Linked DNA regions of Homo sapiens: region 1 is linked to region 2. The links are chromatin contacts, found by Hi-C or POLR2A ChIA-PET in ENCODE. All regions are on one chromosome and are shown on one strand. Each heading gives the region's core, a stretch centred on a gene start or an enhancer-like site at or near the end of the contact. The rest is flanking DNA. Distances are from core to core; before and after follow the strand shown.

What was found. A loop is a pair of places that touch in the nucleus more often than their neighbours do. ChIA-PET counts read pairs that join two places held with the same protein, here RNA polymerase II (POLR2A). Pooled maps may share reads with other maps.
Region 1: a pooled map shows a loop between it and region 2 (2.6-fold over the local background). The contact joins two enhancer-like sites. A Hi-C loop is called at or near these places in 1 of 50 pooled maps. POLR2A ChIA-PET finds 5 or more read pairs at or near these places in 3 of 52 experiments (IMR-90, PC-9 and activated T-cell).

What each region holds. Positions count from the first base shown.
Region 1 is chr1:155,043,459-155,047,157 of GRCh38, forward strand. DCST1 (DC-STAMP domain containing 1) reads left to right here. Exons shown (of 17, transcript NM_152494.4): 10 at 1-51; 11 at 2,435-2,534; 12 at 2,667-2,762; 13 at 2,902-3,028. DCST1-AS1 (DCST1 antisense RNA 1) reads right to left here. Exons shown (of 4, transcript NR_040773.1): 3 at 2,502-2,697; 4 at 1,733-2,395. Among named protein-coding and RNA genes, the nearest start is that of ADAM15, 6.0 kb to the right of the region's middle. Within about 2 kb of position 1,578, at least 13 of the 41 ENCODE cell types and tissues checked have a DNase peak (open chromatin) inside an H3K27ac peak, as active enhancers do.
Region 2 is chr1:154,713,475-154,717,313 of GRCh38, forward strand. It overlaps KCNN3 (potassium calcium-activated channel subfamily N member 3), which reads right to left. Exons shown (of 8, transcript NM_002249.6): 6 at 1,402-1,529; 7 at 1-59. Among named protein-coding and RNA genes, the nearest start is that of ADAR, 110 kb to the left of the region's middle. Within about 2 kb of position 1,362, at least 3 of the 41 ENCODE cell types and tissues checked have a DNase peak (open chromatin) inside an H3K27ac peak, as active enhancers do.

The DNA of each region.
Region 1 (3,699 bases), core at 328-2,827, 330 kb after region 2:
GGGGCTGCTGCACGTGCTGCTCTCCTGCACTTTCCTGCTGGTCCTGCATGCGTGAGCCATAGTCCCCACCCCAGCAGCCCCTCCTCTGCCCCGGACTGGAGCCCTGCCCTGAGGGAGGCTGTAAGGATGGAACCCTAGCACCTATCCTCACCTCTGAATCTGAATATTATTTACCTTTGTCTTTGTTTACACAAAGTTAAAGGAAAAGTGGACATTTTGTCAGAAGAACATTACCCATGTTCCCACTGCCTTAAAAGGCCAACCGTCTTCATTCATCCACCTCCTTCCAGCCTTTATCCCAATACTGATTTTTTTTTTTTACGTTTAGCTTTGACTTTTGATTTTTTCTTGCCCTTCATATTCCCCTTGGCTCTGACTTTGTGCCATTTTTATCTTTCCATTTTGCTTTCATTTTCTCCTGCCTGCTGCGTTGGCAGCGACTTTCCCTCCATTTAGAACAAAGTCCTCAACCCCACCCAGCCCAGTGTCCAGCTGGGCTGCCCCGGGCCTTGCTCTGCTCTAGCTCCCCTGCTGGTCTCTGGACCCTCTATTTCCCATCTCCACTCCCAAACACCTGAGATGGGCAGGGCTTGGGTGAGGGCTGCCACAGGGCTGTTGCTCTGTCTGCCCCTATGTGGGGGGCCTAGAGTGACTGCAAGTGAGTGGGTATGTGTGTATCTAGGGCCCCATGGGAAGACAAAGATGAAGGAGCTCTATTCCTGCCCCCAATAAGCTCATGATCGCCAGGCATGGCGGCTCACTCCTGTAATCCCAACATTTTGGGAAGCCGAGGTGGGAGGATGGCTTGAGTTGAGGTGTTTGAGACCAGCCTGGGTAACACAGTGAGACCTCGTCTCTACAAAAAATGAACAAAATCAGCCAGGTGTGGGGCACATGCCTGTAGTCCCAGCTACTTGGGAGGCTGAGGCAGGAGAATCACTGGGAGGTCGAAGCTGCAGTGAGCTGTGATTGTGCCACTGCATTCTGCATTCCAGCCTGGTGTCAGAGTGAGAGCTTGTCTCAAAAAAAAAAAAAAAAAAAAAAAGCTAATGATCTAGTTGGGATCATGAGACACCCACAAGACAGAGATGGTTCAAGGGCCATTCTATGGATTGGCTTTTGAGACGTGTATGGGAGCTGGGAAGGTGCCCCTTGGAAGGGCAATAACTGGGCTCCAAATGGCCGCAGATGCGGAACGGTGGTCAAGGAAAGAAGGGTGTCCCTTGCGTAAGGCTCCTGGTATCCATGGGATGCAGAGGGCAGAGGCTGGCCTGGAGAACTGAAGTGGGCATGACCAGAACAGTCTGGAAAGCCCTGCAGGAAGACCTGGAACTGGCGGTGGTGGCAAGATGGCCTCAGGAAGTCTGGAGGGAGGGCGGGAGGCCAGGCTGGGTTGGAGGTTAGGGAGCCTGGCCCGGGTAGAGCATGGCAGGAAGATGGCTTGAGATGGTGGGGGAAGGGGAAAGGTGCAGCGAGGCTCAGAGCCAGCTTGTGGAGGGAAGGAAGGAGGCACAGAGTCAAAAGCTACTTCCAGGCTTTCAAGCTGGGTGAGGTCATGCACTGAAAGGACAGCTGGCGGGAGGGCAGGCCCTGGCTCAGGAAGCCCAGGCACCACCTCTGTGAGCCTCTCCACAAGAGGGCACTCACAGTATGTCTTTGCACTTACAGTAGTTTTAAAGGCAAAGATGTGGATTTTTACAGGGCCCCAGAAGCAATAGCATTGAAACTAATGTTTCACACTTTACAGAGTTTGTTTAATGTACTTTTACAGTTTTAAACACATTTGCAGTAATTAACATTTTTTCCTTAGCAAACTGAAGCATTATGTAGGGCTTTGGGAAATACATGGGGGATAGCTATATATGCAGGCATGCACCCATGCACACGTGCACCGTGCTCAAGGGTAGCCAGGGAGAGCCAGGGTGTATTGGGGGAGGATGGAGATGGTGGTCTGGGATGAGTTTTGCCCCAGCACACTTCCAGGAGATATGCTGCAGGCAAAGCCAAGAGGCAGGAATTTGTGAGTCACAGTGGATTAGGTGATTCCTGAAACCTCAAGGAGTTTCCCCCTCTCTGTAACTCTGCTCGATATTCATCCTGTAAGATGCATGCCTGTCCCTACCTCAGATGCACACATGCAACTCCCTCCCAGACAGGCTGACCATGCCCTCCTCTGAGCCCCCACCTCATCCCCTACTCACTTCTGCTATGTCTCACCCATCATGTAGGGGGATGTCTTCCTCTACACAATTGGAAGGCAGGGACAGAGTCTTCTCCCTGTTATCACCATCCCCTAGCAGTGCCCAGGACATAGATGGTGCTCAATGAATGCTGGCTGGTTGGTTGAATGACTGTGCCTCAAGGAAGCCCATGTTTGGGGATAGATGAGGAGAACCTGGAAGAGATGGAGACATCCCTGCCCATCCACCCACAGGTCTTTCTCCTACATGGACAGCTATAACCATGACATTCGTTTTGACAACATCTACATCAGTACCTACTTCTGCCAGATCGATGACCGCAGGAAGAAGCTGGTGAGTGGGCACGGCACTGCCCGGGGATGCCTTGCTGCTGTGTGCCCTGTGTGGGTTCATGCTCCAGGAAGGCAGAGAGGAAAGGGCAGAGGGCCCTTGGGCTTCCTAACTGTGTGGACATTTGTTTTCCAGGGCAAACGGACTCTGCTGCCACTCCGCAAAGCTGAGGAGAAAACCGTCATCTTCCCTTGCAAGCCCACCATCCAGGCCTCAGAAATGAGCAATGTGGTGAGGACAGCATGGGGAGCGGACTCCTGGGTGCAAAGACAGGCCTGAAGGTGAGGGTGGAGGGTAAAAGGCACCAGAGAGTGCTCCGTGCCCAGGCAGATGGCACTGCCCAGCTCTGCCCCTCCTGCTCCTTGGCCAGGTGAGGGAGCTCCTGGAGACACTGCCCATTCTGCTGCTGCTGGTGGTGCTGTGTGGCTTGGACTGGGCTCTCTACTCCATCTTCGACACCATCCGCCACCACTCCTTCCTGCAGTACTCCTTCCGCAGTAAGCCCATCCCCCAGACACATTCCAGGCCCAAGAGACACCCTCTGGAGAACTCCAATGCCTGCACAGCCACCCCACCCTAGTTCTTCCAACTGTGCCTCGTCCTTCTGCCTCTTTTTTTTTTTTTTTTTTGAGACAAAGAGTCTCGCTCTGTCACCCAGGCTGGAGGAGTGCATTGGCACAATCTCAGCTCACTGCAACCTCCACCTCCCAGGTTCAAGCAGTTCTCCTGCCTCAGCCTCTTGAGTAGCTGAGATTACAGGTGTGAGCCACCACGGCCAGCTAATTTTTCTATTTTTAGTAGAGACAGAGTTTCACCATGTTGGTCAGGCTGGTCTCGAACTCCTGACCTCAAGTGATCCACCTGCCTCGGCCACCCAAAGTGCTGGGATTACAGGTGTGTGCCACTGTGCCAGCCATCCTTCTGCCTGTTCTTTTCCCCTTTCTGTGATTCAGCCCCTCCCTGTCCTCCTCAAGGTCAAATGACAGCCCTGCAACCTGACAGCTCTCACAGCAGGGGAGGGGGGCTCTGTACCCCTTTACACTTACAACTGGGAGCAGGGAGGGGTTAGGATTCAGGAAGGGACAGAAAGACTCAGGCAGCTGAGAAGCATTTCTGTGTCTTGACCCCTCCCTGACATCCACCCCCTTAACACATTCCTGATTTCTCC
Region 2 (3,839 bases), core at 112-2,611:
CCACCAGAGTGTTGGCTTGGTCACTCAGCTTCCTCTGTTCCATCTTGACGCTCCTCAACCTGTGGGGAAGAATGGTAACAGGCAAGCCCTTCAAGTCCATGCAAAGGTTTAGCCCCACCAGCAGATCCTCCAGCCCTACCACTGCCTCTGATTTTGGAACCCAGCATGGGGACCGTGAACCTGGGGAACAACTGAGGCTTTTACTTTCCAGGGGCTTGTCACATCCCCCCAGAAAGCAAACTCTTGTCTCCACGCATGCTCACCTTCAGTCACTGGTTTCTTGCTATTCCCAGATCATTTCCCTGCCTCTATGCCTGGGCTGCACCTTCCATGTTGAGTGCCTTATTCTCAACTTTTCAGGGATTCCCCAAACCTCTCCATCAGAATGAATGTTTTCATCCTTTGCTTTTCCACTATACTTTTAAAAACTCCTCCATCACAGAAAGCATCAGCCACGGTTTGTTTTGATTTGAGTTGCAATGCATGGTGTGTGTGATGTGTGGTGTGTGCGGGGTGTGTGTGTGTGTGGTGTTTGTGTGTGGTGTGTATGGTGTGTGTGATGTGTGGTGTGTGCGGGGTGTGTGTGTGTGTGGTGTTTGTGTGTGGTGTTTGTGTGTGGTGTGTATGGTGTGTGTGATGTGGTGTGTGTGGGTTGTGTGTGTGGTGTTTGTGTGTGGTATGTATGGTGTGTGTGATGTGTGGTGTGTGGTGTGTGTGTGGTGTGTGTGTCGTATGTGGTGTGCATGGTGTGTGTGGGGTGTGTGCGGTGTGTATGGTGTGTGTGATGTGTGGTATGTGGTGTGTGTGGTGTGTGGTGTGTATGGTGTGTGTGTGGTTTGTGTGAGGTGTGTGTGTGTGGTGTTTGTGTGTGGTGTGTATGGTGTGTGTATGGTTTGTGTGAGGTGTGTGTGGGGTGTGTGTGTGTGGTGTTTGTGTGTGGTGTGTGGGATGTGTGGTGTGTGGGGGGTGTGTGTGTGGTGTTTGTGTGTGGTGTGTATGGTGTGTGTGTGGTTTGTGTGAGGTGTGTGTGGGGTGTGTGTGTGTGGTGTTTGTGTGTGGTGTGTGTGGGGTGTGTGTGTGTGGTGTGTGTGTGGTGTGTGTGTGTGGTGTGTATGGTGTGTGTGATGTGTGGTGTGTGGTGTGTGTGTGTGTGTGTGTGTGTGTGTGTGTGTGTAGAATGTGAAAGCTCTTAGAGGTTCTTACTCTAGTTTTTACCTTCCATAGCAGCCTGCCCAATTCCTGGCATGTGGCTGGTGCAGTCAGTGAGTGATCAGACCCAGTTCACCACTCCACTTGTTGAGTGGAACAGAATGGATTTCTTCTGTGCTACTGACAGAGTTGTAGGAGTCCCGCCACTCCCAGTCTGGTCATCTGATGGCTGAACCGCTCTGGCATACTCACTGGTGGATAGCTTGGAGGAACTTCCTCTGGTGTTTCCTCACTTTGGCATGGTCAATCTTCTTTAGCAGCTTTGTGTGTTTATAGATTAACCATGTTTCCCGAAGGACATTGGCTGCAGCATTCTTGATCTAAGGAAGAATAAATAAAGTAGGCTGCTATCAGGTTCATTTTCTTAGGTTCATTTTTGTGGTTGCTACTGTAGTCTACCTCATAAGGAAACGATTTTGCAATGATCTATTTTCTTAACCAAAATCACGGAACTCCTAGAAAAGATGATTAAGGCCGGGCACGGTGGCTCCCGCCTGTAATCTCAGAACTTTGGGAGGCCGAGGCGGGTGGATCACCTGAGGTCAGGAGTTCGAGACCAGCCTGGACAACATGGTGAAACCCGTCTCTACAAAAAATACAAACTTAGCCAGGTATGGTGGCACATGCCTGTAGTACCAGCTACTTTGGAGACTGAGGCAAGAGAATCGCTTGAACCTGGGAGGCAGAGGTTGCTGTGAGCTGAGATCACGCCATACTCCAGCCTTGGCAACAAGAGTGAAACTCCATCTCAAAAAAAAAAAAAAAAAGGAAAAAAAAAGGTGATTAAAATTCATCTGTTCTTAATCTTGTGTTGGACACTGCAGACCAGAGCTTGAAGTTGGAGGGTCTTTCTTTCTTTCTTTCTCTTTCTTTCTTCCTTTCTTTCTTTCTTTTTCTTTCTTTCTCTCTTTCTTTCTCCTTCCTTCCTTCCTTCTTTCTTTCTTCCTTCTTGATTATTTCAATACTATCTCTTGACTGCTGTTGCTGATGCTATATTTAGACAGGCTGCATGAGCGAGACCTTGAGTCCCGGGGTCCCCTTGGAAAATAGCTAGCGATATACCATTGCTGCCCTTACATGCAGACTTCCGAGCTTTGCCTGAGATTGCCACTTCGTGTATACGGTACATTGCTTGGGTTCAGAGAGTAAACAGATTTCCTATCAGCTGGAGATTTTAAAAGACTTCTTTGAGAAAATGTCTTTCCCACTGATTGGAACTATAGGTACCAACGAGCCCATTGTCTCCTTTCCCAAATGGCCAAAAACATTTGCACTGCAATTGTACATGTAAATGTAATTGGCACAAAAAAGAAATAATTTCAGAGCAATGTCTGAAAATCAGTGAAGATATTTAGGTGTGAAACCAGAGCTTCCTCTTCCCCAGGGCTGGCTCCTTCACTGTGCACTGCAATCACACGTTTCAACATATGACGCTGTCATCCATTGACATGGAAACCACTGATATCACCAGGCTCATGACTGAGCTGAGACATATCAATGGCATCCAGATGGCAGGGGACAAAGTTTTAATCCAAACACAGACATCTTCAGCAATTAGTAACAAGAGCAACAGAAAACATTCCTTATTAAGCACATGCTAAGCAGATTTTTGATTAACCATCCCCATTTCTGTCAGCCATGCAGACTGGCATGTGTCCACAGGCCTGGGGCCTGGAAATAAGTAGGCCAGCCTAATAGAAATCAGGTTACTAGCCAGAAAGGATTTTAATAAAATTAGAGAATATAGACCTGCTTCTTCAGACTGACATCAACAGATGGGATGTTGTTAAAATACTGAGATGTGTGGGAAGCCTAGGAAACATTGTTTTGCAGGCTGATAACTTTTGTGTGTGTATGTTTTAAAAATTTATTACTAAGGCTGGATTATATTTTTCATTGGCGCTGAAGTGATGTTTTTAAAAGAACAGCTAAGTCTTCTCAGAAATGTCTAAGGGACATAAATATTGCTTTTTAAAAATTCAGTAAAGATCTGCTGTGAAAATAGTTTTAAATGACTTAACTGCCCACCTCTAGTACTTTCTTGCCTGAAAGGAAGCAGGTTGTGGTGGAAAGTTGGAAACGGTGGATGTCCAGGAGAGGACACTGTGGTCTCTGGGCTTCTGCTCAGGGAACTAGAGTGAACAGCAGCCTCCTGGCAAAAAAGGCGGCACGGAAGGGAAGCCTTGCTCTCTGCAGAGCACACATTTAATACTACTGCCCTCCTCTTGCAGGGAGAGGAGGCAATTGGATGTGTCATTTCTTCAGTTTCCCTACGCACTTAGCCTCTTAGGAAAGCCTCAAGGAAACTGGAAAGTCTGCAGGTGAATCCCTGCTCTGTCAATTATTAAGCAGTTTAGGAGCAAATGCTTCATTATCTGTAAGATGGGAAAAATAAAGAGGGCTGCTATGAGGCAGTGATGATGGTGCTGGGGGCAACACTTAACATCTACCAGGTGCAGCCACAGGTCTGAGTACTTCATATGTCTAAGCTCCTTTAATCCTCACCACAACCCCATCAGGGAGGTGCTAACATTATCCACATTTTACAGATGAAGAAACCAAGACACAGACCAAGACTAGACAATTATTAATGGCAAACTGAGTCAGTGTGGGTGTGAATGCTACATAAA